2 separate regions of the Homo sapiens genome follow, and region 2 is linked to region 1. A link is an interaction called in ENCODE POLR2A ChIA-PET data of the cell type or tissue named here. Cell type or tissue: MCF 10A. All regions are shown on one strand. Links, peaks and the distances in the headings refer to the core of each region. The heading gives the core; the rest is flanking DNA. Region 1 holds the start of FAM13A (family with sequence similarity 13 member A). Region 2 has its middle 17 kb from the start of TIGD2.

What was found. ChIA-PET counts read pairs that join two places held together with the same protein. Peaks named below come from ENCODE experiments on the same cell type or tissue, not always from the same donor. Only the 100,000 strongest peaks of a DNase experiment are listed, where the experiment ranks them.
Region 2: POLR2A ChIA-PET joins it to region 1 with 32 read pairs; 6 of 35 experiments call an interaction of 5 or more read pairs at or near these places.

Annotation. Positions count from the first base shown.
Region 1 is chr4:89,050,962-89,066,895 of GRCh38, forward strand. FAM13A (family with sequence similarity 13 member A) reads right to left here and starts at 6,224. Exons shown (of 24, transcript NM_014883.4): 1 at 5,977-6,224. The coding sequence starts at 6,003. RefSeq lists an enhancer at 5,525-6,087. In MCF 10A, for the core only: no CTCF peak of the experiment used is centred there; a DNase peak (open chromatin) is centred at 6,260.
Region 2 is chr4:89,120,157-89,136,090 of GRCh38, forward strand. It overlaps the pseudogene RNU6-907P. Among named protein-coding and RNA genes, the nearest start is that of TIGD2, 17 kb to the left of the region's middle. In MCF 10A, for the core only: no CTCF peak of the experiment used is centred there; a DNase peak (open chromatin) is centred at 3,495.

The sequences.
Region 1 (15,934 bases), core at 4,317-9,316:
GTCTTGAAACTTGAACTTATGCAATATTTGTCTGTTGTACTACCTAAGAAAATTTGATTCTACTAAATAGAGAACAAGAGAAACAATGAGGAGGACAGATACAACTACATATGGGTAATATGCAAGGAAGTAGCTTAACAGACTGTCTTAATCTGTTCAGACTGCTACAACAAAAAATACCATAAACTGGATGTGCTTATAAATGAAAGAAATTTATTTCTCACAGTTCTAGAGGCTGTGAAGTCCAAGATCCAAGACACCTACAGATTCAGTGTCTAATGAGGGCTGGCTTTCTGGTTCCACAAATGGCTATCTTTTTGCTGTTTCTTTACATGGCAGAGGGGTCAAATAATTCTCTGGGGTCTCTTTTATAGGGGTAATAGTCCCATTCATGAGGGCATCACATTCATGACCTAATCGCCTCCCAAAGTCCTCAATTCCAAATATCATCACATTGGAGAATAGGTTTCAACATGTGAATTTTGGAGGTACAAACATTTACTCTATGGCATTCCACCTCTGTTCCTCCAAAATTCGTATCCTTTTCGCATGCAAAATACATTCATTCCATCTCAACAGTCCCTAAAATCTTAACTCACTCCAGCATCAACTCAAAAGTCTAACATCCAAAGTCTCATCTAAATATCATCTAAATCAACTATGGGTAAGACTCAAGGTACAATTCATACTGAGGCAAACTCCTCTCTAGCTGTGAGCCTGTGAAATCAAACCAGTTACGTGCTTCCAAAATACAAAGGTGGGTCAGGCATAGGATAAACACTCCCATTCAAGAAAGGGAAATAGAAAAGAAGAAAGGAATGGCAGGTCCTGAAAAAAATCCAAAACCCAATGGAACAAAATTTCATTAGATCTTAAGGCTCAAGAATAATCCTTTTTGGCTCAATCTCTGACCTTCAGGCCACTGGGACCTGCCTCCACATCTTTGCTGGGCAGAGGTTGAGCCCCTAAGTCTCTAGGTGCTCCTGCCCCCATGGCTTTGGTGGGTTGGTCCTGCAGCAACTCTCTGCCTAAATCTCACACTGTGGCTCCGTGAAATGTTGGTCCCATCCTTGAAATCTATGTAGAGGCAGCCAGGCTACTATGTCTCATGCACTCTGGGCACCGGCAGAGACAGCTCTATGTGGTCACTAAAGTTTGCTGCCTGTACCCTTTGGAAGGGCAGCCACCCTGCTTCACTGAGCCTTTTGGAGTCACAATGGGGCAGCTATAAAGTGTGGCACTAGAGTGTGGGAGCTGAGCCTAAGATGTAAGGAGGTTCTGGGCAGCGCTTTCTTTTTTTTTTTTCTTTTTTCTTTTTTCTTTTATTTTATTTTACTTTACTTTATTTTATTTTATTATTATTATACTTTAAGTTTTAGGGTACATGTGCACAATGTGCAGGTTAGTTACATATGTATACATGTGTCATGCTGGTGTGCTGCACCCATTAACTCATCATTTAGCATTAGGTATATCTCCTAAAGCTATCCCTCCCCCCTCCCCCCACCCCCTGGGTAGCACTTTCTGAAGTCCCACAAGCACCAGGCACAGTAGTCCCTCCTTTGAAACTACTCTTCCTTCAAGGAACTTGCACTCTGGGCCTGGGATGAGAGTAATAGCTCTGAGGATTTTTAAACTGCCTTTGGGGTAATTCTTCCGTTATCTTGGAGAATACCTCCTGGCTTCTGTTGACATGGCTGATACATATTAATTTCCTTATAAAACAATGGCTTGGCCACACTTTTAGTGTTCCCCACCTAGAACTCTCTCTCCCCACTGGCTATCTTATTTTTAATAGTATCGATAGGCTGAGAATTTTCCAAATCTTTAAGTTCTGCTTCCTTTCTGATTAACAACTCCATCTTTAGGTCATTTATCCCTTCTCACATATGTACAAAGAACCATATGCCAGTCAGGAGAAACCAAGGGGGAGGAAACTGCTTAAACTATAATCTCATCAAATAACCGTGAAAAATTAACCATCAGAAAAGAGACTAAAAGTTGTCACCATATCCACACTGACTTTTCATCTATTCTTCTGAGTAAACTATAAGCAGTTAAACAGTTACAAGCAGTGAGGAGAAACCAAGCCACCATTTCAGCACTTTACTTAGAAATTGCTTCAGTTAAATATCCAATTTCATTGCTCACAAGTTCTTCCTTCCACAAAATACTAGAACACAAACACAATTCAGTCAAATTCTTCACCACTTTATAACAAAAAATCATGTTTCCTCCAGTTTCCAACAACATGTTCCTCATTTCCATCTGTGACCTCATCAGAATGGTGTTTGCCATACATCTTTCCATGAACTGATAATTACCATGATCAGGAAAGGCTGATGTGGCACAGAAGGCAAGAGCAACAGGACATTTGAACGTTAAATAACACAGAATTCAGGGAGTGTGGTCCTTTCTTCCCACTTAAGCCCTGTCAAAGAAGATAAACCTAACCTCATCCTTTTCCTCTTTCTTCTTGCTGTGATTTAAGTTGATTCAATAAATCCCATGAATGGCATATTTTAATTTGGTATATGACCTTTCTGTAACGCGACTGTACGTTCCTGCTTGCGCTATGGGATACATGGAAGGTAGTTGATGGTACCAGGCGGTAAGACTACAGAAGCAGAGGTCCCCAAGTTAGAGAGAAAGGCTACGAGGCCTGGGGCATTCTTGAAATTATCAGCACCAGCATGAACTGGGGACAAATCAGGTGGGGTGGACTGTTAGGCACTGATATTACCAAGAGAACCAATTCACAAATTGACCAGTCATAGATTTGAGACCTAAATTCACCAGAAATCATAATATCCAGAGTATAAGAATCTACACATGCATTTCAACTCCTCCTTCTTCATCCACTAGAATATGCAAACTCCCACTTTCAGCCCACCAATCTTTAATATATCCTGATGCCACATTGGATAGAACAGCAGGAGAAGCAGAAAATCTGACTCAGGATTCACCTGAGAGAAACAGAATCATCCAAAAGTGACATTTAAAATTAGAAGAGACTAAAATAACATGAACTGGCAACTGTAATTCCCTACACCACCTCAGAATAGGTGGTTTACTGAAAATAAAATAGATTTGTTACAGTAAAGCAGCTAAATTTTCTTTGTACACATGATTGGCAATACATTTTTGAGCCTACAACAGTATCATGAGCAGCAAAATTTCTTAACACTAACAACATGGCAAAGAGTTTAAAAAAGAAAAGAAATGAGGAAGATAAAGTAGGTTAGTCAATGGACATAGAAACTGAGTTTATTGGAACCAATTTGTGTCCCACTTCAAGAGTCCACACACACATACAGACACACAAAGATACACACAGACACACACACACACACACACGTACGTACTACAGATATCTAGTACTCATTATACTGTCTGAAGTATTAATGTCTTCAGCAGCAGGATATTTCAGTAGTTGCTACATATATGTATAAGTATGTAAGTCCTAAATGTTGGGGTTCAAAAAGCTATACCCCAAAATATGGTGCTTTGGCATGCTGGGTATTTTTAATTAAAATGTCTCAGAAATAAGCCTCAGAACCAAGGTCTCTCTCTGCCTTTCCACTCTCCTGCCCTCCCTCAGTCTCTCTTTTTCTTTCCTAAAGCACTGAGAGTGACTCTCTCTGGAATTTCCTTATCTGATTAAGGAAGCTTCTTTCCAAAAGAAATGCAATTGTCTTAAGATCTACTTCCTGAGAATCTCATCAAATAACCATGAAAAATTAACCATCAGAAAAGAGACTAAAAGCTGTCACCATATCCACACTGACTTTTCATCTATTCTTCTGAGGACAGCTCCAAGAGATTGGCTGGGAGACTTTATCTGCATAAAAACACAACCTTCATTCCACCCCTCACCTTTCCACCACCTCACCATAGCTCAGGGAAACGCTGTCCCAGGCCATGCTCTTTGAACCCATTCATTCACTTTAAAAATTATTTACTACCTCTCTAAAATTACCTGCAGCTCCCTACTTCTCTCTTCCCCAAAAAGAAGGCATTTAAGCTTCAACCACCTGGCCCTTCTTTGAATCTCATATTTGAGGGGCTCTCATATCCATATACATATTAATAAATTTGTAACTCTTTTTCTCCTATTAATCTATTGCCAATTGTTTCAATAAAATTGCAGAAAGGGCAGAGGAAAAGCTTTCTCTTCACTCCTACACAAAGTAAAAAGTAGTGTATCAGCTCATTGAATGTATTAATGTGTGACTTAGTTCTCCCTTTTTTGTCACGATGTTTAAAATTTTTTTTGTTGTTCTCCAAAAGCTATCTTTTTCCAGATATGCTATGGTACAACTGTTGAAAATGTATTTCCTCCTACAGTAAAACCAAGACAGCACAATCAAAGGCCAACCTTAAGGAGAAGGGTAGAAATGATTGAGAATTACTCATCTACCAGAGTGAATAATCTCTTACACTGTGTGATTTTTATGTCAACTTTAACTGAAATTTTATACATGCTTTGGATATAAATTAAGGGAAAATATAAAGTTTTATACATGAGTCAGTGTGCATTCCAGTCAAGGTAGAGATCAATATATTGCAGGTCAAGGGAAAGAAGTAAAGATCTAATCAGACAATCAGAGATGACTACCAATCTTCATGACCTATCTGCTGCCTCATTCTACACATTTTCAGTTCTGTATTGTTTCTTTTATAAAGCTAGAAAAATAGAAGGGCCACCTCTGCAGTAAAGTAAAAGTCAGTATTTTACACATAGATAAATCAGATTTTGAAGGAAACTCTTTGGGGTGATAAAAAAAGAATAACCACATGGATACCTGGATGCTACTAAGCCTCAGAGTTAAAAGGAAGACAGAGTGACATACATGGTGCTGAAAAGTTTTGAGCCTGGAAACAAGGTCATCCTGCAGTTTCACTAAGAAAACTTAATCTATAGGGCTGGTCTACCATTTGGTGACCATTTGGTGACCATTTGGTGTCTGTGTGTCAAAAATTGCTCAGATATTTCTAAACACTTCAGAATGCCATCAGAAGCTACAGCAAATTGCAGCTCTTTCTGAAACACACACAAAAAAAGAGGATCTGGCCTGAGTGTGATTTTTTAAGTGAGCAGTTAAGGTGATAATAAGGAAGAAGATATTTCTCATTTAATACATTCTAGAAAATAAAATGTCCCTATGGAATACAATAGCAACTTGAAACATAAATATGTGTAATTCTCATACAGATATATGCATTTTCTATATAGTACAATCAAAATTTAAATTACAGCATTCTGCAAATTATATAATTGACAATTTTTGATTATTACAAAAGGTTTTGTACAAGCACCAGCAGAATAATTTAGAAATTCATAAATTCTAAAAATTCTAAAACTCCAGAAATATGCACATTTTCCCAAGGATTTTATTTCAGTGTTATTTATTAATGCTACTGTGTTATAACAACCATTCATTTCTACAGTTTAAGGATACACAAACATTTATCAACTGAGCTTCTCCACCATCACTTTCAGCAATCATGCTGAAACAGAAACTCCAGAATTACTAAACGAAAATAGAAATATAAAACAGAAAAATGTCACACACATACTCAAAAGTAATAAATTAATGGTTACTTCAATTCCTCCTCAAGCTAGCCACAAGATTTCTCTAATAGCTATAATGAAGCATTCATGTTTAACTATTCAGGGACAAGAAAGTCTAAAATGCTTGAAAGTGCTCTACTTTAAATCAAGTTGACTTAACGGAATAAATCAGCATGCATCTTTCACCTTTTTTGGAAACTAAAGTGCACAAATATGCTGAATGCCATCCCAAATCCTGCCTAATACCCATTTAAGTAGATAGGAATTTAAGTAACAAATCTTTCCCCACCTCCTGGGAAGGAAAAATAAGTTACACAAACATCTCATCAAAACAAGGAAGGCAAGGCCCTCTCCTAAAAACTGGCAGTAAACACAGAAGACAGAAGAAGGCCTATACTTACACAGATGGCTAGAGCTCCTGCCCCCATTCTCTCAGAAAGCGTCTGGAAGAACTGAGGAAGACCAGACGAAAATATTAAAACGACAGCAAAATACTAAAATTCCATTCAGCACATATTCTTTGATGTGAAAAACAGCTCCCAATGCAAAGGCCCCAAGGTAAGCGAAGAGCAGCTTCTAACATTTTAGGAAGAGTGGTTTTGCTTCTCTTTCCGCTGAACCCACATGGCTGGAAGGACTGCCTGGAGTTGAAATTTGATCCACAGCCTCAGTGCTGGCAAGTAGAGGGAGTCACGTGACACGGGTCTTAAGTCGCTGACATCTTTTTTTCAAACCTGACTCCCTAGATCCTACACACAGGCTTCTTTGACTCCGAAAACTGCCAGTCACCTGGTGGCTTTCATTAATAGAACCAACAGTGCATAAAGTGAAAACACAGACTTGCTTCCCAGATTCCACACAGCTCTAAGCAAAATGTACGTATTCAGACTCAGGTTTAAAACTGCAGGCACATTATTCATTTTTTCTGAGGCAGTTTTCTCTTCTACTCTTCCTTAGAAACCAGCTAAATTCTACCAAAATTTTCTTCCTTCCATGCTACCCCATCAGAATTGTTTTAAATGAAAATGCTCTATTTTATGTAGCCGTTACTACTTCTAATTATGTATGAGTTGTCTTATAAAAATATACTGATGATAAACATAAACAACATACTTCTAGACAACCATAATTCTACATATGTGATTTGCAGTCTGAAAAATTAGCTAACTGACTTTTCAATAACTTTCTCTTCCACATGCTGTCACTAGAAAATTTGATAGATTTTAAAATTTACAAATATTTGAACTAATAGCTAAAATAGCCACTTCAGGTAAGCCAAAAGGAAACTATCCTATTTTTATTTTTGTTACCATTTTTTCTGTCAATTTGTTTTTCTTTTTTCTTTTGCTGTACCTATTGACCCATCCTCTAAGTTCTCTCCCCTCACCCCCAACCTCCCAACAGGCCCTGATGTGTGTTGTTTCCCCTTTGTGTCCATGTGTTCTCAATGTTCAACTCCCACTTATGAGTGAGAACATGTGGTGTCTGGTTTTCTGTTCCTGTGGTAGTTTGCTGAGGATGACGGCTTCTAGCTTCATACATGTCCATGCAAAAGACATGATCTTGTTCCTTATTATGGCTGCATAGTATTCCATGGTGTATATGTACCACATTTTCTTTATCCAGTCTATCATTGATGGGCATTTGAGTGGGTTCCATGTCTTTGCTATTGTAAACAGTGCTGCGATAAACATATGTGTGTATGTGTCTTTATAGCAGAATGATTTATACTCCTTTGGGTATATACCCAGTAATGGGACTGCTGGGTCAAATGGTATTTCTGGTTCTAGATCCTTGAGGAATCTCCATACTGTCTTCCACAATGGTTGAACTAATTACATTCCCACGGACAGTGTAAAAGCGTTCCTATTTCTCCACATCCTCTCTAGCATCTGTTGTTTCCTGACTTCTCAATAATTGCCATTCTAACTGGCTCGAGATAGTATCTCATTGTGGTTTTGATTTGCATTTCTCTGATGATCAGTGATGGTGAGCTTTTCTTCATAGGTTTGTTGGCTACATAAATGTCTTCTTTTGAGAAGTGTCTGTTCATATCCTTTGCCCACTTTTTGATGGGGTAGTTTGTCTTTTTCCTGTAAATTTGTTTAAGTTCCTTATGGATTCTGGATATGAGACCTTTGTCAGATGCATAGTTTGCAAATATTTTCTCCCATTCTGTAGGCTGCTTGTTCACTCTGATGATAGTTTCTTTTGCTGTGCAAAAGCTCTTTAGTTTAATTAGATCCCATTTGTCAATTTTGGCTTCTGTTGCCATTGCTTTTGGCATTTTTGTCTCTGCCCATGCCTATGCCCTGAATGGTATTGCCTAGGTTTTCTTCTAGGGTTTTTATAGTTTTGGGTTTTACATTTAAGTCTTTAATCCATCTTGAGATAATTTTTGTATAAGGTCTAAGGAAGGGGTCCAGTTTCAGTTTTTTGCATATAACTAGCCAGTTTTCCCAGGACCATTTACTGAATGGGAGATCATTTTCCCATTGCTTGTTTTTTGTCAGATTTGACGAAGATTAGATTGTTGTAGACATGTGGTGTTATTTCTGAGGTCTCCGTTCTGCTCCATTGGTCTGTATGTCTGTTTTGGTACCAGTACTGTGCTGTTTTGGTTACTGTAGCCTTGTAGTATAGTTTGAAGTCAGGTAGCATGATGCCTCCTGCTTTGTTCTTTTTGCTTAGGATTGTCTTGTCTATATGGGGTCTTCTTTGATTCTGGATGAAATTTAAAATAGTTTTTCTAATTCTGTGAAGAATGTCAATGGTAGTTTGATGGGAATAGCATTGAATCTATAGATTACTTTGGGCAGTAGGGCCATTTTCATGATCATGATTCTTCCTATCCACGAGGATAGAATGTTTTTCCATTTGTTTGTGTTCTCTCTTATATCCTTGAGCAGTGGTTTGTAGTTCTCCTTGAAGAGGTCCTTCACATCCCTTGATAGCTGTATACCTATGTATTTTATTCTCTTTGTAGCGATTGTGAATGGGAGTTCATTCATGATTTGCCTCTCTGCTTGCCTATTGTTGGTGTAAATGAATGCTTGTGATTTTTATACATTGATTTTGTATCCTGAGACCTTGCTGAAGTTCCTTATCAGTTCAAGAAGTTTTGGGGCTGAGATGATGGGGCTTCCTAAATATAAAATCAAGTCGTCTGCAAACAGAGATAACTTGATTTCTTCTCTTCCTATTTGAATACCCTTTATTTCTTTCTCTTGTTTGATTGCCTTGGCCAGAACTTCCAATACTATGTTGAATACAAGTGGTGAGAGAGGGCATCCTTGTCTTGTACCAGTTTTCAAAGGGAATGCTTCCAGCTTTTGCCCATTCAATATGATATTGGCTGTGGATCTCTCATAAATAGCTTTTATTATTTTGAGATCTGTTCCATCAATAACTAGTTTATTGAGAGTTTTTAACATGAAGGGATGTTGAATTTTATCAAAGGCCTTTTCTGCATCTGTTGAGATAATCATGTGGTTTTTGTCTTTGGTTCTGTTTATGTGATGGATTATATTTATTGATTTGTGTATGTTGAACCAGCCTTGCATCCCAGAGATGAAGCCGACTTGATCATGGTGGATAAGTTTTTTGATGTGCTGCTGGTTTCAGTTTGCCAGTATTTTACTGAGGATTTTTCACATCAATGTTCATCTATGGTATTGGCCTGAAGTTTTTTTGTGGTTGTTGTGTTTCTTCCCAGTTTGGGTACCAGGATGATGCTGGCTTCATAAAATGAGTTAAGGAGGAGTCCCTCCTTCTAAATTGTTTAGAATAGTTTCAGAAGGAATGGTACCAGCTCCTCTTTGTATTTCTGGTAGAATTCAGCTGTGAATCCATCTGGTCCTGGGCTTTTTTGGTTGGTAAGCTATTAATTACTACATCAGTTTCAGGCTTGTTATTGGTCTATGCAGGGATTCAACTTCTTCCTGGTTCAGTCTTGGTAAGGTGTATGCATCCAGGAGTTTAATCATTTCTTCTAAATTTTCTAGTTTGTTTGCATAGAGGTGTTTGTAGTATTCTCTGATGGTAGTTTGTATTTCTGTAGGATCAGTGGTGATATCCCTTTTATCATTTTTTTATTGGGTCTATTTGATTCTTCCTTCTCTGTTTTCTTCTTTATTAGTCTAGCCAGCAGTCTATCTATTTTGTTAATTTTTTCAAAAAAAACCAATCTTCTGGATTTATTTTTTTGGAGGGTTTTTTGTGTCTCTATCTCCTTCAATTCTTCTCTGATCTTAGTTATTTCTTGTCTTATGCTAGCTTTTGGATTAGTTTCCTCTTGCCTCTAACTCTTTTGTGATGTTAGGGTGTCAATTTGAGATCTTTGTAGCTTTCTGATGTGGGCATTTAGTGCTATAAATTTCCCTCTTAACACTGCTTTAGCTGTGTCCCAGATATTTTGGTACGTTCTTTGTTCTCATTGGTTTCAAAGAACTTCTTTGAATTTCTGCCTTAATTTCATTATTTACCCAGAAGTCATTCAGGAGCAGGCTGTTCAATTTCCATGAAATTGTGTGGTTTTGAGTGAGTTTATTAATCCTGAGTTCTAATTTGATTGCACTGAGAGACTGTTTATGATTTCAGTTCTTTTACATTTGCTGAGGAGTGTTTTACTTCCAATTACATGGTAAATTTTAGAATAATTGCCATGTGGCACTGAGAACAATTTATAGTCTGTTTATTTGGGGTAGAGAGTTCTGTAGACATCTACTAGGTCCACTTGATCCAGAGCTGAGTTCAAATCCTGAATATCCTTGTTAGTTTTCTGTCTCTTTGATCTGTCTAATACTGATAGTGAGATGTTAAAGTCTTCCACTACTATTGTGTGGGAGTCTAAGTCTCTTTGTAGGTCTCTAAGAACTTGTTTTCTGAATCTGGGTGCTCCTGTATTGGGTGCATATATATTCAGAATAGTTAGCTCTTCTTGTTGAATTGTTCCCTTTACCAATATGTAATGCCCTTCCTTGTCTTTTTTATCTTTGTTGGTTTAAAGTCTGTTTAGTCAGAGACTAGGATTGCCACCCCTGGTTTTTTTTTTTTTTTTTTTTTTTTTTTTTTCTTTGCATTTGCTTGGCAAATTTTCCTCCATTCCTTTATTTTGAGCCTGTGTGTGTCTTTGCATGTAAGATGGGTCTCTTGAATACAGCACACTGATGGGTCTTGACTCCTTACCCAATTTGCCAGTCTATGTCTTGTAATGGGGGCATTTAGCCCATTTACATTTAAGATTAGTATTGTTATGTGTGAATTTGATCCTGTCATCATGGTGCTATTTGGTTATTTTGCACACTAGTTAATGCAGTTTCTTTGTAGTGTCATTGGTCTTTATATTTTGGTGTGTTTTTGCAGTGGCTGGTACTGGTTTTTCCTTTCCATATTTAGTGCTTCTTTCAGGAGCTCTTGAAGGGCAGGCCTGGTGGTAACAAAATCCCTCAGCATTTGCTTGTCTGGAAAGGATTTTATTTCTCCTTTGCTTATGAAGCTTAGTTTGGCTGGATGTGAAATTCTGTGTTGAAAATTCTTTCTTAAAGATTGTTGAATATCGACCCCCAATCTCTTCTAGCTTGTAGAGTTTCTGCTGAGAGTTCTGCTGTTAGTCTCATGGGCTTCCTTTTGTAGGTAAACTGGCCTTTCACTCTGGGTGCCCTTAACAGTTTTTCCTTCACTTTGACCTTCGAGAATCTGATGATCGTGTGTCTTGGGGTTGCTCTTCTCATGGAGTGTCTTAGTGGTGTTCTATGTATTTCCTGAATTTGCATGTTGGCCTGTCTTGCTAGCTTGGGGAAGTTCTCCTGGATAATATCCTCAATTGTGTTTTCCAGCTTGTTTCCATTCTCCCCTTCTCCTTCTGGTACTCAAATCAATTGTAGGTTCAGTCTTTCCATGAAGTCCCATATTTCTTGGAGGCTTTGTTCCTTCCGTTTCATTATTTTTTCCCTACTCTTGTCTGCATATCTTATTTCAGCAAGGTAGTCTTCAAACTCTGATATCCTTTCTTCCACTTGGTCAATTCAGCTGTTGATAGTTATGTATGCTTTACGAAGTACTCATGCTGTTTTTTTCAGCTCCATTAGGTCATTTATGTTCCTCTCTAAACTGGTTATTCTAATTACCAATTCCTGTAACCTTTTATCGAGGTTCTTAGCTTCTTTGCATTGGGTTAGAACACGCTCCTTTACCTCACCATAGTTTTTTATTACTCATCTTCTGAAGCCTACTTCTGTCAATTTGTCCGTCTCATCCTCTATCCAGTTCTGCACCCTTGACGGAGAGACGTGATCATCTGGAGGAGAAGAGGCACTCTGGCCTTTTGGGTTTTCAGCATTTTTTTGTTCATTCTTTCTTATCATTGTGAGTTTGTCTAGTTTCAGTCTTTGAGGCTGCTGACCCTTGGATGGGGTTTTTGTGGGGCCTTTTTGTTGTTGTTGATGCTGTTGTTGTTGCTTTCTGCTTGTTTTTCTTTCAGTAGTCAGGTCCCTCTTCTGTAGGGCTGCTGCAGTTTGCTGGGGGTTTGCTTCAGGCCTTATTCATCGGATTCACTCCCATGCCTGGAGATGTCACTCAAGGAGGCTGGAGAGCAGCAAAGATGGGTACTTGCTCCTTCTTCTGGGACCTCTGACCTCAAGGGGCACCAACCTGATGCCAGTAGGATTGATCCCGTATAGGATGTTTGACAACCCCTGTTGGAGGGTCTCACCCAGTTGGGTGGCATGGGGAGCAGGAACCGTTTAATGAAGCACTTTGTCCCTTGGTGGAGAGGTTGTATTTTGCTGGGGCAAAACCCACTTGTCTGGGCTGCCTGGATTCCTCAGAACTACCAGGAGTAGAGGCTAAGTCTGCTGGTCCACAGAGACTGTGGCCACCCCTCCCACTATGGGCTTGGGCCCCGGGAGATCCAAATTCTGTCCCTCAGCCTCTGGCTGGAGTTATTGGAGATCCTGCAGGGAAGACCTGCCCACTGAGGAAGGATGGGTCAGGGTTAGACCTGAAGAGGCACTCTAGCTGCCGACTGCCACAGCTGGCTTGTTGGGCTGTGGGGACAAGTCGTGGGACCAAGCTGTCCAGCCTCCCTGGCCCTAGCAGGGGAAAAGTGCAGCCTCAAGCTATAGAAATGAGTGTCACCCTTCCCTGGCCCAGGGAGCTTAGCATGTTAGGCTGTTGTGAGTCTCAGTGCTGGCTGCTGCAAAAATTAACATATCTACTTCCAATATATTTTCTATGCTTGTTAAAAAACATAATGCAGATCTAATTTATGATAATTTTATATCCTAATTTTTTTCACTTAAAATTGTATCAGAGGCACGCATGCTCCCATGTTACTAACACTATAAGCAAATTAAATCAGAAGTGGTATTACTTTTTGTACACACAACAGTTTCTTTAGTCATTCTCCCATTTTTAGACATTTACATAGTTTCTGATTTTATCTGTGTGTGACAGTAAGTAATGCTTTGTCCTTGCTCTGATTCTTTTCTTGTAAAGATTCCTGAAAGTGAAATTTCTGGAATACAAAGAACATGAATGTGGGCTAGGCCAGTGCTCCTGACATGCACTGGCTCTGGCAGTTTCTATTCTACAAGCTACCCTACCCAAGAATGAATATTTTATAAAATATTTCCTAATATTTTAAACTATTCAGTAAGTGAAAATGGTTTCTCAATTTTAAACTTACATTCATTTTTCTTTTCAGTGAAATTAACGATATAAAAAATCCTCATTAGCCATTTATATTTTCTGTTCTGTGAACTGTTTTCATTTTTTTCCCACTTATCAACTGGAATCTCATCACAGTCTCTTTTATAGGATGTTAAGTCAAACTAAATTTGGCCTCAGAAAGCCTCCAGACTCACAAACTGGAGTTCTTATGAATAAACCACAACCTAACTTTATAGGCAAACAAGCTGAAAACCTAACTTAGGAGTATGCTTCTGTAACAATAGCTGGATCTCATAGCTGGGTCTCAGCCAATCCCAGCAGCCATACCTTAACCATTTTCAGAAAAACGGGCTAACCTTACTAGAGACAACTTAAAATTAAGATGGCCACAGTGGGGAAGTTTTAATTGGGATAAAATTATTTATTTGAAATGTATATTAGGAAAAAAATGAAAAACCCACAAAAACAATGGGATGTATTATTTAATTGGTATGCAGAGCATCTACAAGACTAAATAAATTTAAAACTGCCTCCTTAAAATATTCTTTGCAAAAAACAAATAAGCTTAAGTAACAGATGAAAGAGGACTATACTCTGCATAAACTAACCCCAACTGTTCCCTCTCTTTATCCAACTCTACCTAAATACTCTGAGTGTCCACTAACCTCTTTGCTAAATTACCCTTTCACCCTGAAGATGGTGATAAGAGAAGTTAGACTCCGTACAAAGCAAGGCCCTCTGATCAGCCAGGCCTTTCTGCCATAACCTTTACTCATGGTCTAAGCTTAGAGTCATGGTAAAGGACTTCCTTGATCTAAGGGAAAATCCTCAAAACTTTACTAAGGAATGTGGAATCCTCATAGGAGCTTATGATCCAGGACTCCCTCATCTTTGCCAGTTTACTCACATGATATTAGGGCTTTACGAAGTGTGAAAATGAATCATAGAGGCAGAATGGGACAAATGCGAGGAAGGTATTAAAGACTCCTCCAAAACCTCCTCATGGAGAGGGCCAAAATGAGCTAGAAAAATTGCTGAAAACCATTTAAATTCAATTCATAAGATTCTTCCACAAAAAATTGATTGGTTCATCACACAATCTTTCAGGCAAAAAGGATGACCCAGTTTCAGATTACAGAATTCACTTAGAAACACTATTTGTGAAACACTCTGGGCTCAAAATACAATGAGTATTTCCTGCAGGGACTGAAACAGCATTAACTGTTGTATTTATAAATGCACTCTGTCCTAAACTTAGTAGTTTAATTAAAAAACATAAACTAGGATGGGAAATTACAGATATGACTAAATGGTTGGCCTTAGCTGAACATTTTGAGAGGACTCTAGAGAAAGAAAAAACCCAAAAAGCTAACAAGCCTATGTCACTCCAATTACAACAGTTACCAAGACTAAAGGGACTTTCACATTTTTATTTTAAATCACAATCAGGAGGTCCTACAACAAGAAATTCTTTACCCCAAGGTGTCTCCACCTTGTACACTGGAAAAGAGATGGTTGGGTTTTATATCAGTCCACCAATAAGCCTCCTTTTAGACCACGAGAGAGAGCCCAAGAGATTTTAACTCTTATGATGATAATCAACACGTAAGAGGTTCTAAGGTATTCTCCAGCAAACTGTTCCTAATAATACTCTTAAATAAACATAAAGAAACAAGTTAAAATAAGTGGAGAGTCTTGTACAATCCTGGTGGATACTAGAGCCACCTTATCTACCATAAATCCCACTTTAATACATGAACAAATCCCTCAGAATAAGAAGGTCATTTCTGTGCTGGAGTTTCGAATCAAGCTCAAGAAGTTCCCATATCTGAACCTGTCCAATTGACTTTAGGGTCATTTAAAAAAAAACATATATTTTACCATGTGATAATGCTCCAGAAAACTTGCTAGGGCAAGACTTAATTTCAAAGCCAAAAGAGCATATAAAATTCTCCTCTGGCTGGGTATGGTGGCTGATGCCTGTAATCCCAGCACTTCAGGAGGGTGAAGTGGAAGGATTACTCGAGCTCAGGACTTCAAGATCAGCCTGGGCAATATTGCAAGACCTTGTCTCAATTAAAAAAAAAATTCTCGGCCAGGTGCAGTGGCTCACACCTGTAATCCCAGCACTTTGGGAGGCCAAGGTGGGAGGATCACCTGTGGTTGGGAGTTCAAGACCAGCCTGATCAACATGGAGAAATCCTATCTCTACTAAAAATACAAAATTAGCCTGGCATGGTGGTGCATGCGTAATCCCAGCTACTTGGGAGGCTGAGGCAGGAGAATAGCTTGAACCTGGGAGGTGGAGGTTGCAGTGAGCCAAGATCACACCATTGCACTCCAGCCTAGGCAACAAGAGCAAAGCTCCGTCACAAAAAAAAAAAAATTCTCCTCAGAGGGAGACTAATGTTAGAATTTCTGGACTCTCCTGAACCAGAAATATTATGCTCACTACAGCTAGAAATTGGTAAGTTTGAAATTCAGGCTTATAATACCCCTGACCTATTTAAAATACCTGAATGTTTATGGGTCTCTTCCTCAACTGATATAGGGAGGATTAAAAGTGTGGAACTTATAAAAGTTCAAGTAGATCATTCTAAACCTTGGCCTAAATTACCCCAATATCCACTAAAATCTGAAGCAATTCAAGGGCCCTCACCAACTGTAGAAGATTTAATTAAACAAAGA
Region 2 (15,934 bases), core at 1,129-6,128, 66 kb after region 1:
AGAAGGGTCCTGAGTGCAGGCTTTATCCCTTTGGAGTTGGGATGTACCATCCTTCTAGCACGTGGATGTGTTCACCGACTTAGAAGCTCCCTAAACCCCAGAGGCATTATCGATGGCCAAGCTTTTCTTTTGTCCCATATCGATGCCAGGGGTGGTGTGGCTGGCTGCCCTGGGTCCATCACGTTCCTCAGTGGGACCCCTATGGCCAAGGGATTTAGAGTCAGAAGACTTACAGCCAATTCAATGTTTTAGGCCAAATGGGAATGGAGGTGGGCAGGCGCTCAGAAAACTCCTTTAATTAAGCAACATAAGAGACCAAAACCAAAAGCCAAAAAACCAGGTTACAAAATTGACTTGTTTATATCGATAGTGCCTCTGGCATATGTTGACCATAAAAGGAATATGAACTAAAAAAATAAAATCCTAAGCCTCCCGACAGACTGAATGGACCCGCTCTTGGCCAAACGGGATCCCCAAAACCCTGAAAATCTATCAGGGTATGGCAGGAAGTGGGCATTGGACACACCTCATTGTGCCCACCCCCCGCCCTTTGGAATTTAGGCACAAGTGACCACCACTAACATTAAAATAGAGATTATAAGACCGACAAAACCGACTCTTGTAACAACAAAATACCAAATTATAAACAGGACCTAAGACCATGCAGGCAGGGGTTAAGTGATACATGCCTACACTTAAAGAGTAAGCTGGCCGGGTGCGGTGGCTCACGCCTGTAATCCCAGCACTTTGGGAGGCCGAGGCCGGTGGATCACGAGGTCAGGAGATCGAGATCATCTTGGCTAACACAGTGAAACCCCGTCTCTACAAAAAAAAAAAAATACAAAAAGCCGGGTGTGGTGGCGGGCGCCTGTAGTCCCAGCTACTCTGGAGGCTGAGGCAGGAGAATGGCATGAACCCAGGAAGCGGAGCTTGCAGTGACCCGAGATCGCGCCACTGCACTCCAGCCTGGGTGACAGAGCAAGGCTCCGTCTCAAAAAAAAAAAAAAAAAAAAAATAGTAAGCTGTGTTCTAGCTGCTACAAGGGTTTTCTTTTTCCCTAACAGTTAGACAAGCACTGGCCTCAAACTCACTGGCCCCCAGCCCCTGTTCCATCAGCCATAACTACAGATTTAATTAACACGAGACTGACTTTAATAATTTTCACCTGATAGAAGACCACGGACTATGGGCTAGTTCTAGCTGGTTTACAGAAATTGCACACTTGCGTGCCTTTCTGCCCTGAAAAGACCTTTTAATGTATAGGACCTAATTGTAATACGTTTAAATATTAAGTCTCCACCACAAAATAACATGGGTCATATGTTACATGCATATTTGTTGAATGCACATGGGTCAGGACCACCTTCATGAATATTCCTAGCCCCTCCTGCAACCTGTTAAATATGTAAGTTCAGCCAACATGTTGTCATATTCCCACAGGACCTCCAAGCACGATTGATAGGGGAGAATGTGCACTATAATTAAGACTGAGTGGTATGTGTACATCCTAGATAATTCTGGAAACAAATCCTCAGCCCTATGAGACATGCATAAGCAAATTAATGCTATGTCTTATCCCACAATGTCCTAAGTCAGTGGCTCTCCTCATGGTTTGGATCAGGCCCCTCTTGGTGAAAAAAAGTTGCTCATAATTTTAGCCATGATTATAGGGCTAGGTTTATTCTGCTGCTGTAGACTCTATTGCAGTTACACACTCACCATGATGCTCTAGCAGATCTCTTCCTTAAGCCCATGGACTCACAAATATTTTCCACTCCAAGTGGTGAGGTTCCATTCCACTGCACCTTAACTGCACCCCGTTTCAGCAGGAAGTACCTAGATGGAGCACATCACCCCCTTTCCATAGAAATGAAATGGAACTTGACAGTGGGGAGTTGTAACCAAGAGTGTCAGCTTTAAAATGTATTTTAAAGCCTTCCCACTAGCCTTAAAGTGTATTTAAAAGGTTTTTTTCCTTTTTTTTTCTCTCCTTCCCCCTGGACACTGCCTTATACCATGACCTTATGACCAACTTATACATGCTTATCTAACTGTATGCTTGCTTAGAAATTCCAGGGGCTGGCCGGGCGCGGTGACTCACGCCTATAATCCTAGCACTTTGGGAGGCCGAGGTGGGCAGATCACTGGAGATCAAGACCATCCTGGCTAACACCGTGAAACCCTGTCTCTACTAAAAATACAAAAAAAAAAAAAAATTAGCTGGGCGTGGTGGCGGGCGCCTGTAGTCCCAGCTGCTCTGGAGGCTGAGGCAGGAGAATGGCATGAACCCGGGAGGTAGATCTTGCAGTGAGCCGAGCTGAGATCGCACCACTGCACTCCAGCCTGGGGGACAGGGCAAAAAAAAAAAAAAAAAGAAAAGAAATTCCAGGGGCTAATCTTGAAACAGCCCAGGCCTGGAGACCCAGCTGCAGATTACCTCAAGGTGGTTAATCTACAACCTGGTCACAGTCGACATGGGACCAGCTAGTACTCCAGGTGGACAGTAACTCAAGATAGCCATCGGAACAAGACATGCAGACCTGTACTCTATACGATTCCTGCGTGTTTCCCACACCAGGTTTCCCTTTTATAAACCCCTTCAGTCAGCCTTAAAATTTGAGTTATCATTTTGAGACTCGAGTCCGGACATGTCCTCAACTGCTAGCATTTTATTAAAACTGCTTTCCTTTCACCACACTTGGCATCTCATGTATCTGGCTTTTCAAACTGTGAATAGCCAGACCTAAGTTCTGTTATAGGACAATACTTTCACAAGGAAAATGTGTTCCCTACTTTTAGGCAAACGAGAGGAGAGCAGAGGACACTTCCTGCATCTGTTGATTCTCAGTTGCCTTCAGCTCAAATAATCCTTATGCCGAAGTGGCATGTTTTTGGGTGGCATGACCTGAACCCCTTCAGTCCTTAGTAGTTTCTTAGCTTCTCAGAATCACAAATCTTTTTTTTTTTTTCCTTTCCTTTCCGAAATAGCCTGGCTCTTGCAAGTGAAAACCTTGCTTTCCAGATTATTGTTTCTACTGCACTCTTTTTTTTTTTTTTTTTTTTTTTGCCTTTGGTCTACTTTGAAAGTCAAAGCTAAGCAAAGACTTCTTTGTTCTCACCATTATTTGTGTTTTCCCTGAAGCAGTCAAGCTATAGGACAAGAATTACTGGGAATGAGAAGTGTGTTGGCTATTATTTTTAAGATTCTGTATTTTCACCTCAGAAAAAAAAATTATCCCACATTCTATAAATTTGGATCTCCCAGAGATAGAAAGACCACCCAGAGCGTAGAGCCTTCCGTCATCTCAGGGAGAATCCCTCTCCATTATGCATTTTCACTCCCGCTTTCAGCAAGACAAATTCCTCTTTGTTTCACGCACTTCAATTTAGCAAGCAAGCAACTTTTAGCGCTTGTGCAAGTAACCTTTGTATCTCACCCTCTACCCCGGGCAGCTTAGAAAAGACTTTTTTCCTTAACAGACAGTCATCTTAAAAGAATTCTAGAGTCAGCTATTAGAAAAACAAACAAACTTGTTCTCCACTTCCTTATACTCTACCTGTCTGCTCTCCTGTTTCAGTGAATAGAGGAGGCCTCAGAGCTTCATGGTGCTGGATACACCAGTACAGAGTTGTTGAAAGGAAGGAGTCTTCTTTACCTTTCTTAAGGTCTAAGTAACATTGTGAGTGAAAATATCATCAGGCAAAGAATTATCTGTGCATTATGTTAACTTAGTAAAATGTCCTTGCAGGCACAGAAAAACACAAAAGGTCTGGACAGCTTTTTAAAATAAGTAGATTTGTAAATCATTTAAAAGAGGTTGGAAAGTGAAGTCTGATGGGGCAATGGAACACACACTGGGGCTTGAGGCCTAGGTGTACGTGGTCCCTTCTCTTGCCTCTTAGGACCGGCTCTCAGCTGCCAGCTCTGCGACCTTTGTCACTACAGATCCCACCCACCTTTTTTTTTTTTTGAAACGGAGTCTCACTCTGTCACCCAGGCTGGAGTGCAGTGGCGTGATCTTGGCTCACTGCAACCTCCGCCTCCCGGGTTCAGGCGATTCTCCTGCCTAGGCCTCCTGAGTAGCTGGGACTACAGGTGTGCGCAACCACACCTGGCTAATTTTTTGTATTTTTAGTGGAGACCGGGTTTCACCATGTTAGCCAGGATGGTCTCGATCTCCTGACCTCGTGATCTGCCCCCCTCGGCTCCCAAAGTGCCACCCAGCTTCTTTCTCCCCACTCCTGCCTGGTGACCACTGCCAGCTTCCTCCCCTGGCAGGGGCCTGGGCACAAATTCACAGAGGTTGAGGTTGGGCATGTTGCCCAAGGGCATATTGGGTAAGGCATGGCAGGAGGTATTTTGCCCCAGGCTGATAGTGCTGTGGTGCATTAGGTGGGGATTGGCTGGGGTGAGCTGCTCACTCACCCCAATCCAGGTACTGAGCAGCTCTGACAGGTTGTAATCTCTGGGTAGTTACCCATTGCTCTGGGTTGGGAAGGCAGACACATGGGAAGAGGAGATTGGCTTTCCCACCCCCAGCCAGGACAGGGTGCATTATTGTGGCAGTGGACTGCAGGGTGGGCACAGGCACCTGTGAGGGTCTGCACTTGTCCAGCAAATGTACCTGTGCCCAAAGGTGTGTGACATTCAATAGCAAATTTAAAAAACCAGCATGATAGGTCCAAAGAGAGACTGCAGAAGAAAGGGAAATGCTTATATATTACTACCTTTAACAACACCTTTATTTTAAGGGGCCCCATATTTTCATTTTGCACTGGGCCCTGCAAATTAGGTAGCCAACTCTGCTTTCCACTATTTCACATCCCACATTCAGGGAATACAAGTCTCAATATAGAGGACTGTAGAGAGTAAAGGAGAATCAATATGGGTATACAGCCTTCTTACAGCACTGGGAGCAATATATTTGCAGGGTACCATCATTTTCATAAATTGCATTGCAGAGTACTTCAGATTTTTAAAAATAAATTCCCATCCAGCAATTACAGACATAAGAGATCCCACTTTAGTCCAGCATAGCCATACTACACACTGGCTTAGGACATTCATGGCCATCTCTAAATGAGGTCTAGGTAAGAAAGAAAATCTTGGAACACCCAAGTGGATAGTGAGAGGGATAACATTCTATGTACCCTTCAACCAACAAATAAATAATGTACCCTAATAGCTCTGTGTTGGGAGGGAGAAAGGATACAGCCTACGAAAATTATTATGAAAGTTCAGAGTTAAGAGCATGCAGTGGCTTTTCTTTGCAAAACAGAAACAACCTATAGAAAATATGCACTTTTCTTCATTAAGATGCAAAAATACATGGGCTCTATGAAGCAATGCTGAAGATACACATTCAGCAGACTGAGATGGTGAGTTAACCAAAATGAGCAACTTTCCAGGAAAGCAAAAATAGAGTATCAGAATTAAAGTCTTCATTGGAGATGGTAAGGAGCAAGATTAACATTGTAAAATGTTCAATTAGTAATTTTCATGATAAACTGGAAACAATTTCCCAGAATGCAGAAGATAAGGTTGAGAAAAGCAGGTTGGTTGGTTTCCTGTTTGAATATGAACTGGAGGAAGAGAGCAAAAGCCCCTTACTCAAGCTCTAGCTTACCTAACTCTCAGCCAATCAGTAACAAAAGATCCAAGAAGTTATCAAATGCAAGTTCTTAATGGAGGGGGCTAGGGACTTCCTCAGGGATCTGGAGACACTTCAACCCCTTCCTCCTTTTAATGCTAAAAATCTTGCCTGGGGTAGAGATTTATAATACTGAGGATGCATACAATGTATGAAGAAGTATGTTGAGCCACTGCACAAATGCTAGAAAGACTTATATACATGCCCTGATGTAATCCTTCCCTGTAGAAAGGCCCTATAAAACATACCCACACACTATCCTCAGGGATTAACCCATTCCCCTTTCCTTTCAGTGCTGACTCCCTTGTGCGCAAGCTGAATAAAACTCTTTTGTTGCTATGTTTGGTGATCTCTCTTGATTTCTATCATGGGAGAGCTCAAGAACCCAGGGCACCAGTAACAAGGTCACGGAATAAAAATGATGAGGTGACAGAAAGTAAACAACCCAAACTCTAAATTTGCAATAATCAAAATTAAATTCCATTATATGCTTGAACTGAAAATAGGAATAGGTAGTGGGAATACTAATTACTGAATAGCAGAGAATATCAATGGAGAGAGATTGTTCATTTTAAACTATCAAGACAGCTCACAAAGCATCCAGTCAGAAAAAGTTACACACACACACACACACGATCAGTTTGTCTTCAGGTTGCTTTGTAGCTCAAGTGATAGAAGAGACTGATGACTCTCCATAGATTTTAAGGGAGAAGAGTTGTAAGCAAATGATTTTATATCCACCCAGCTTGTTATTCTTGTGTAAAGGCAACAGAAAATTATTGTGTCTTATGCAAGAGTTCAGAGTTCAGCAATTTATCATATCACCCATGTAACCTACCTCAAATTAAAAAACAATATATAAACTCTAGCAGACTAAAAACTGAAAAACACAAGAAACTGTTAGCCTTGTAAAAAATGGCAGTTAGTTTTAAAACCATTTAAATATAGATATCTAATTGTAAGTATAGCTATAAAAGATATATAAAAATAAGAAATGTAAACTATAAAAATATGAAATAAGAAAAATAACTTGGAAAGGAAAAGCCCTTAAAATATAAGCTATGATGATGTTTTGGCAATATTGTCTGAGTATAGAAATCCCAGATTATGTTAACAAAGACCCAGAATGGACTGGGAAAATAAAAGCATGGTAATGTTTTTAACGAACATAGGGAGAGTGAAAAATGTCTAATACTTTGTTCTAGTATTAAGTTAAACCAAAACAGGCCGGGCATGGTGGCTCATACCTGTAATCCCGGCACTTTGGGAGGCCAAGGGGGGCAGATCACTTGGGGTCAGGAGTTCAAGACCAGCCTGGCCAACATGGTGAAACCCCATCTCAAGTAAAAATAGAAAAATTAGCTGGGCATGGTGATGCATGCCTGCAATCCTACCTACTTGGGAGGCTGAGGCAGGAGAATCTCCTGAACCCAGGAGGCAGAGGTTTCAGTGAGCTGAGATCACGCCATTGTACCCCAGCCTGGGTGACAGAGTGAGACTCGATCTAAAAAACAAACAAACAAACAAAACACCATATGCTGTTTACAGGAGACATATCTTAAGCAAAACGCCACACAACATTTTAAAGTAAAGAAAGAACAAATAAACTGAAAGTTAGGAGTGGCAATATACTAACAAAGTAAAATTTTAAGCAAAAAGCAAGTTTGACCAGAATGATTATCTTATATAAATGATAGGCATAATGATGGTGATAATAATAAAGCTGTATTTTATAAATAAAGTAATACTTAAAGGGATAAAGCAAAAATTATTAGTCATATGGGATAAATTGATAGAAACATAAATGTAATGGAATTACTTAACATTCTGTTTTTGACAGATCAAGAAGATAAAAAATAAATGATATAGAGTATTTGAACAATAAACACAGCAAGATCACAAATTTTACCTCATACTACAATTTGGATATGTAATGAGAAATATAATTTCTTTATTTCATTTGTGATTAATCTGGCTTCCTAATACCTGAAGTTCCAATTTGTAACTGAGGGAAGAAGTGTAAATATCTAATCTCTCTTAAGTCTTAGTTCACTCTGATAATTTAAATAGTACTTGTAGGTTCTGTTTAGTGCCTCTCTGATAAAAATATTTGGTCTCTCAAGTGGCTCATGCATTCCCCTAATTTTCTCCTCAAGGCAGCACGTGGGTATATGGAAAAGGGGTGTGCAGCTTCATCAGCCTCTCAGCATTGCCATGAAGGTGAAATCCTCAGGCTCAGGTGCTCTCCTTGAACTCCCCTCTGTTATCTCTGGTCTTTGGAGAAATGTCTGTGCTCTTTCTGGCTGTATACTTGCCCTGCTGACTTTTACCCTTAAAGACTGAACCTGGTGTCAGTAGTGGGTTGGCTTTTCACTGCCTTAGTCACTGGCCATTAGTGACTGCTTAGCTGAGACTGTCTCACCTTGGCTCTCACTGGTGCCGTAAGCCCACTACATGTTTGGGTTTGACTCCCATTTGGCCCTAGCCAGACTACAGCCCTTGACACAGAGCTATCCATTGCATCCCTTGGCCATGGCGAATCCTCTCTAGCAGCTTTCCGAACCTCATCTAATTCTGTGATCCAAGGTGGTTTAGGGAAGCTAAACAGGATGGCCTACCTCTATCTGCCTGTTTTTATAGATGTTAAAAAAATTAGGAGGCCATTAGGCTGCATTCTGGGTTCCTACATAAGCAAACTGAAACCCAACTCAGAGTAACTCAACCAATCAGAAACTGCCAACAAAGCTCTAATTGGGAGCTGTACCAATCAAAAACCTTCAACTAACCTCCAACTAGAGACTCTCCACCTTAAACAGTAAAATAGTTTCTTTGTCTTGCTTTCATGAACCCCCATGTCTCTCTTCATGCCTCCTTGGTGAAGCCCAAACTGCTTGTGATTTGGTGCTACCTGATTCATGAATTGCTGTCTGCTCAAATAGACTCTTTAAAATTGTAACGGCCCTAAGCTTATCTTTTAACACAAGTCAGTTTGTCAAGAATCAACTAGTCAAATGACCAATTGCCAAATTTAATAAATTTACTTATTTACCAGAAACTTGTTTTACTTTCCTATTTCCGAAGGTTACTGCAAACAGTTTTGAAAGTCTATGAAGTTTTAGTTGACAGATTTCCGTTTTATCTTCGTAGCATTTTAAGGAATAACCAGGTGTTGAAACCTGAGTTATAGAGTGGTTTTGGTTTAGTGCATATATCTACTAGTCAGGAAAGTTTATTTCAATATTTTAGCATTTTTAGGACATGGGGTCAATCTTCTCTTATTATTTCTCTGTAATTTCATATTTACAATGAATAAATATCACATTTAGAGTGCTAATCTTAAAACAGAGCTCATTTACCAAAAGCTTGTTCTTTTTCACTTTAATAAATTCTGCTTTGCAGTGCACACTATACATATCAACAGAATAACTTTAAGAATCATACTATTCCTTTAGGGGTTTTTTATGAAAGCCAAAGCATCATAGACCAAAACAAACACAAAGTAAGTAAAGGCTTAAATTCTTAAGAATTTTTATTTAAACAAAGCACTTTTTAAGGCCACTGATGTTTATTTTTCAAATTCCGTGTGGTGATTTGTGGGGGACAGGAATGCAGATTATGAAAATGCTAGCCTTTGTCAGCAAGATACATAGCACAAAGTCAAGAGCCATCTACCTAGTAAATGTTGGTAAGAACCTTCATATGCTGTGAACTTTTATGATGTTACATAGAACATTGAAATTCAACCAATATGGCAGGCATTCATAAACTGTTGATGAGGTAGTTGACTAGATTGACAAAAGAGAAAGAAAGGTTAGAGCTAGAAAGTCAGATCTGGAATTCAGCCACATAGAATTGCTAGTTTAAATCATGAAACTGGCTATGATCACTGAAGAAGAATGTAAGAAGTGAAAATGTCAAGAATTGAACTTTCAATACCTACGCTTAAAGAGTTTACCAAGACACATAAAGGCATAGGAGTGACAGGAAGGAAAAAAGTGAAGGGAATATAAATAGAAAAATACAGAGAAGAAACAAAGATAACCCCAGAGAACCTAGAGATAGAAATTGAGAAGACACACGTAAGTGAGAGGCAGAAGTGTAAATGTTTGAAGAAGTAATAAAAGAGGGATTTGAAATGCAGAGAGAGAGGGAGAACAGTTCTCTGTCCTTTGAGGGAGAAGCTTGGAGAAGGAGAATGATGAAATGTACTTCTTACAATCATTGTCTTCAGCTTCACTTATTTGTCAATGCCCTTAAATGAGGTATGTACACATAGCAGAGCTGTAATAAAAAGCAAGATATTCAAAAGCAGTTGGAGATTGTTTAGCTTCCTATTTCTAAATTTCCCTACTCCAGTTAAGCCAGCTTATTCTCATCGTGGGCACTATCTGACACTCTAAACCTAGATTTGGTTCTAGAATACTCACCTTAGGCAGCTAATTGTAACACTTTCTCTTGAGGCCATTTTTATTGCCATTCTTCTAAACATAACCTTATCTTCTTTTGTGGCTGACAGTTTCCCTCTTTTCTTCTTTGCTCTTGCTACTCTTCATTGTATCATTCATTTTAGCACTTTTTTGAATACCTACAATGTGCCCTAACAAATTTAAGGTCCAGGACAGGAGGGACCTTAAATGCCTTGGCAATTTTGTTACACAGTCCCTGAACAGTCCTGGCAGATAGAACATGTTCAATAAATATTGGTTGATTGAATGAATTAGCACAATATTGAGCACTATATACATGATTAAGATAAAAGTTCTATTCTCAAAGAATTTACAATAAAGGAGTAGGAGAGCATCATTTATTCAAATAACTACAGTAAATAATTGCTTAATAAAATCAATGCAATAAGAGACTGTCTAGGAGTGTGGGCTCATGGAAGCCAGGGAAGAGTACATTTCAGGAAAAAGAAGGGATAAGGACTAAGAAAAGTCGATTGGATTTAACAAGAAAGTCATTGACCACCTGTACAGAAGATTAGATTCCTTGAATGACGCTTGTGCTGAAAACAACTAAAAATGCTAGATAAAATATTTAAAAAGTGCTCACTTTGGCAGCACATATACTAAAATTGGAACAATACAGAGAAGACTAGCATGGCCCTGTAAATTAAAATTTAAAAAAAGAGAAAACGCTATCATTTTAAATGTATCACTGAGCTGACAAAAAAGTATAGAATCTGCATAGGTTAAAACAAGTAGAAGTGAAAATCATTGCCATTTTATATAAAATACAAACACACACACATACACATATAACTTACCTCTGTTGGAAGTCAGAGTATAATTATTCCTGATAGAGTTAGTGGCTGCAAAGGAGATTGAGGGAAGGATTGCTAATGTTCCTTCTCTTGATTTAGCTGGTGGTTATGTAGAAGTATTCAGTAGTGAAAAATTCATCCAGCTTTCACATATACTCAGAATATTTGCACTGCTTTGTGCTTTTTTTCAGTAAAAGTTTACTTTTTTTTTTTAAGTTAAAAAAACCACAAAAAAAGTGGGTAGACTAGGCTGTAAGTGATACCCAAGCTGGCTTTTGACTGGAGGTTATATGCCCAATCCTGGTAATTTTCAGATTCTGTTTTGATGGCTGTGGGAGTTACTAGGGAACTATAATTTAGAGCCTGTCCAAGATGGAAATGCAGGAGGAAGTCTCCTATAAGGTTGAGACCACAAAAGACTACACAGTGAAAGAGAATTAGAAATAAACTTGTAGCACAGGAGAGGCAGCAAGACAATGTTCTTGTCTTAAGCTTGGCTTTTGGTGGGAGGAATAAAAACATCTTGCCTGAGAATTTGAAAATGGGAACCTGACTGCAGGTAGATTTGCACTGTGAACTTAACTCTAGGTGTTGTTCCCAAACCATCAAGCTGAGCATTTAATTTAAGATGGTAGTGCTTGCAGGAGATTGGTAGGAGTAAACCCAAATCCTCTCTGAAGGAACACAACTTTTATATGGGCCTCAAAGAATTTCCATGGATAAACTTCCAGAGAACAAGAGCTCACAAGGCACTGTGAGTAAGCACCAGCAGGAGCAGTGGAAAGCAGAATCAGATATGCTCAGACTGCAGTTCCTGAATTTATTGTGTAGTGAATGTAAAAGTAGCAAAAGTTTAGGTATAGAATATAAAAAATAGCAAAAGTAATTTAATTTAATTTATTTTTTGAGACGGAGTCTTGCTCTGTCGCCCATGTTGGAGTGCAGTGGCGCGCTCTCAGCTCACTGCAACCTCTGCCTCCTGGCTTCGAGTGATTCTCCTGTCAGCCTCCTGAGTAGCTGGGATTACAGGTGTGCACCACCACTGCCGGCTAATTTTTGTATTTTTAGTAGAGACAGCGTTTCGCCATGTTGGCCAGTCTGGTCTCGAACTCCTGACCTCAGTTGATCCACCCACCTCGGCCTCCCAAAATGCTTGAATTACAGGCGTGAGCCACCGTGCCTGGCCGCAAAATTTATTTTAAACAGAGGCTTTAAAATATGAGCAAAGAATAGGAGAGACTTACAAAGATAAAGCAGATTTGAAAAGGAACTAAATGGGACTCTGAAAAATAAAATGTAGTGATCAACATAGTAATTACAATTAAGTTACTGTGACCCTTGTCAGAGCAAGATCAGAGGGAAGGGTGTAGTATCCAAAGGCTAGTCAGGTGAAGAGTTAATGGCAGTGAATAAACTGCATATATGTGTTATGTGCTGTTCTGTATGCCCATAACCTTTTTAAGTTTAAAAATATTAAATAGGAGATAATGAGAGATGAAAAATCTGCCAAGTGCAGACTATTTCTAGTAGCTTTCAGTGGTGACAAAACTTAGTGATGGTGATGAGGAAATCCCTACTTCCATCATTGTATTTTACTACTTCCAGATACCAATTCTGCTTCTCTCTCTTTGACTAAAGGAAAAGGAGAAATGCAGGAAAGGGAGGGAGAGTGGGAAGATGAGGGAAAGGGGAAAATAGAATAGGAATAAGAAAAAAAGGGAATTGAAAGGGATAAGGAGAGAGGAGAAACCCATTGTCTACATTGAATGATCCCCTTCTCCCTGTGCTGGATTTTAACTATGGCAATGGAGAAAAATAAAATGGTGGGGAGAGAAACAGTGAACATGTGAAGCACATCCTAAATCAGTCACCTTGAAAATTAGCATTATATTAAGATTTAATTTTTCCACTGTAAATAACAAATTTCATTAAAAAAAATCTAACACTAACCTAATGCTCTCTAATTTCACTTTTCAACTAGAAAAACTGGATTTGAACTTAACCAAAATTGACAAGCTCTAGTCTGCAAAACTTGAAACACCCCTACCTCTTATTGAAAAGTAAAAAGTAGAAAATAGGGCATTCAGTTGTCAGTTTGAATTACTTTTCCTTTTTTCACGTTTTTATTTTTAACATAGTTTAGGCCTCTCAGAGAGCTGGGCCTAGGGCAAGGGGAAGAGGGATAAAGCACACTATTAGAGTTCATAGCTCCATAGACACATAATTCATCTTCTTAACTTTGTAGTGCAAAAGGTTAAGCATTTATTGTATCCAATTACTTTGAATGTATTTCAACGTCAGGTAATTTTGAAAAAGTGCAATGCAATTTTTACATAAACAACTCTGCCCATTATAGTTCTTCTCAAAAAAACAAGTCAATGCATTTTTCAAATTAGAAAAATAACAGCATAATTATATAATTAAAAGTAGTATTTCTCAACTCTAGTTATTGTGTTCAGGTTCTTGGCATTTTGAACAAAGAATTGGACAAAACTTGCAAACAAAGCAAGGAAATAATGAAGCAACAAAAGCAGAGACTTATTGAAAATGAAAGCACACTCCACAGGGTGGGAGTGGGCCCAAGCAAGTGGCTCAAGGGCCTGGTTACAGAATTTTCTGGGGATTAACTACCCGCTAGAGGTTTCCCATTGGTTGCTTGGTGTACTCCATATGTAAATGAAGTAGTGGCCCGTGATCAGTCTGATTAGTTGCAGAAAGTGACCAATCAGAGGCTGAAGTGAAGTTACAAAGTTATACTCCTGTGCAAAAGAAGACTTGGCCCACAACCAACCTGACTGGTTGTGGGAGTGGACCAATCAGAGGTACTTTCAGTTTTTCGTCTGCCACACAGAAAAGGTGGCGGTGGAAAGGGAGTAGCCTCTGGTCGTTTTGTTACTTGGGCATGGAAAGTTGGGGTTTTCCTTTTGATTCAGTTCTAGGAAGTCAGTATGAATTGGCCTTAGGTTCCCTGCCTCCAGACCCTAATCTCCTGCCTCAAGGCATCATTTAATGATGGGAATATGTTCTGAGAAATGTGTCATTAGTAATTTTGTCTTTGTGTGAACATCATACACACACCTAGATGGTATAGCCTACTACACACCTAGGCTATGTGGTGTAGCCTATGGCTCCTAGGTTACAAACCTGCACAGCTTGTTACTGTTGTAATACAAGAGTCAGTGTTTGTGTATCTAAATATAAAAAAAGTACAGTAAAAATACAATATAAAAGGTAAACAAAAATGGTACACCTGTATAGGACACTTCCCATGAATGGAGCTTGTAGGATTGGAAGTTGCTGGGTGATTCGATAAGTGAGTGGTGAGTGAATGGGAAGGCCTAGGACATTACTGTACACTACTGTACACTTTATAAACACTGCACACTTAGGCTACGCTAAATTTATAAAACAAATTTATTCTTTTTCTCTAAGAATAAATTCAGCTTAGCTTACTGTAACTTTTTTACTTTATAAACTTTTTAACTTAAAAAAACTTTGACTCCTTTGTAATAATACTTAGCTTAAAACATAAGCACACTGTACAGTTATACAAAAATATTTTCTTTCTTTATATCCTTCTTCTATAAGCTTTTTTCTACTTTCAAAATTATTTATTTACTTTTTAAACTTTTGTTAAAAACAAAGACACACACACACACATCTTATATTAACACAAAAGCGAAGGCAACAATATAATTCTTTTAGCTAATCTATTTTTCTCCCTTTGGCTCTTCGAGGTTACAAAACCAGAGCCTGGGAAAATGGGATTGTACTAAAACTCCCACAGAAAGATGTCTAGAAGTCTTGTTGCTTCAGATGCAGCAAAACAACATCTGATTGGCAAAGGGCCACTTTGGTTTTTCTCCTGCTTGGCTAGCATCCTAAACTTAGTTTTCACAGTGTTCTGTCCCTATTTAACACTGTGTAGTGGAAAGGCAAAATAGTGAGGTGGTAAAGAACATGGACTGTGGATTCTGACTGCCTGGGTTGGAATTCTCATTCTGTCACACACTGGTCATGTGATCTTACCCTCCGTCTCTGTTTCCTCACTTACAAAATGAGGAGAATCATAAGACCTGCCTCACAGGATTGGTATGTGGATTAAGCGAATTAGTATATGTAAAGTGCTTAGAACAATGCTTAGCACATAGTAAATAGTATTGCATAAACACACACAAACACACAATGCAGTAATTTCTCACATTTTGCGTAATCAAACTGGGATAATGACTTTATGATTCCCTTATATAACTATAAAGAAATATTTCATTATCTGAATTAGCTTATTCATTGAGGACTATTAAAATGTAAGGGATAAACTGGATATCTAACATACATGTGAACTTTCTACTTCTTCCACTTATGTCTATTAAGTGTATTTGCACTTGATAGATATTTTACAATGTGGGTATAAAAATCCACAGGTAGCATAAAAGTAAAGGGGAATGATAATGGTCTTTCTTGTTTTCTAGTAACAGCTTCCCCCCGCAGTAGTGTTCTTTTTTTTTTTGGAACACATATTGGCAATGGGAATATAAAGACCTGAAGGAGGCTCTCTGCCTAGCTTCAAGGAACCACAGGATACTTAGGGAATTAAAGAATGATAAAAGGAAGAATATCACGAGACACCTGGGAGTCTCGTTCTTTATCATTTGCTCTTGACACATGAATTTCCAAAACACGTGTCATTTCTTAACCAGGACAGAACTGTAATAATTTGTTCTAGTTCTCACATGCATTCTTTATGATGAGAAATCTGAAGTCATCCTCACCTTTGTTCCTGTATATGTAACAAGGCTTTCTTCTCTGGTTCCTAGGATCTTCTCTTTATCATTAGTTTGGGGAAATTTGATTTGTGCCTTGCTATAATTTTCTTCATGTTGCTTGTGCCTGGGTTTGTTGAATTTCTTGGATCTGAGGTTGTCACAACATATTGCTTTCTTCACAGAGAGATAACCCTGTAGATGAAGTGATAAAAGTTCTGAATGATACTACAAAATGGTTGGCTTTGTTAAATAAA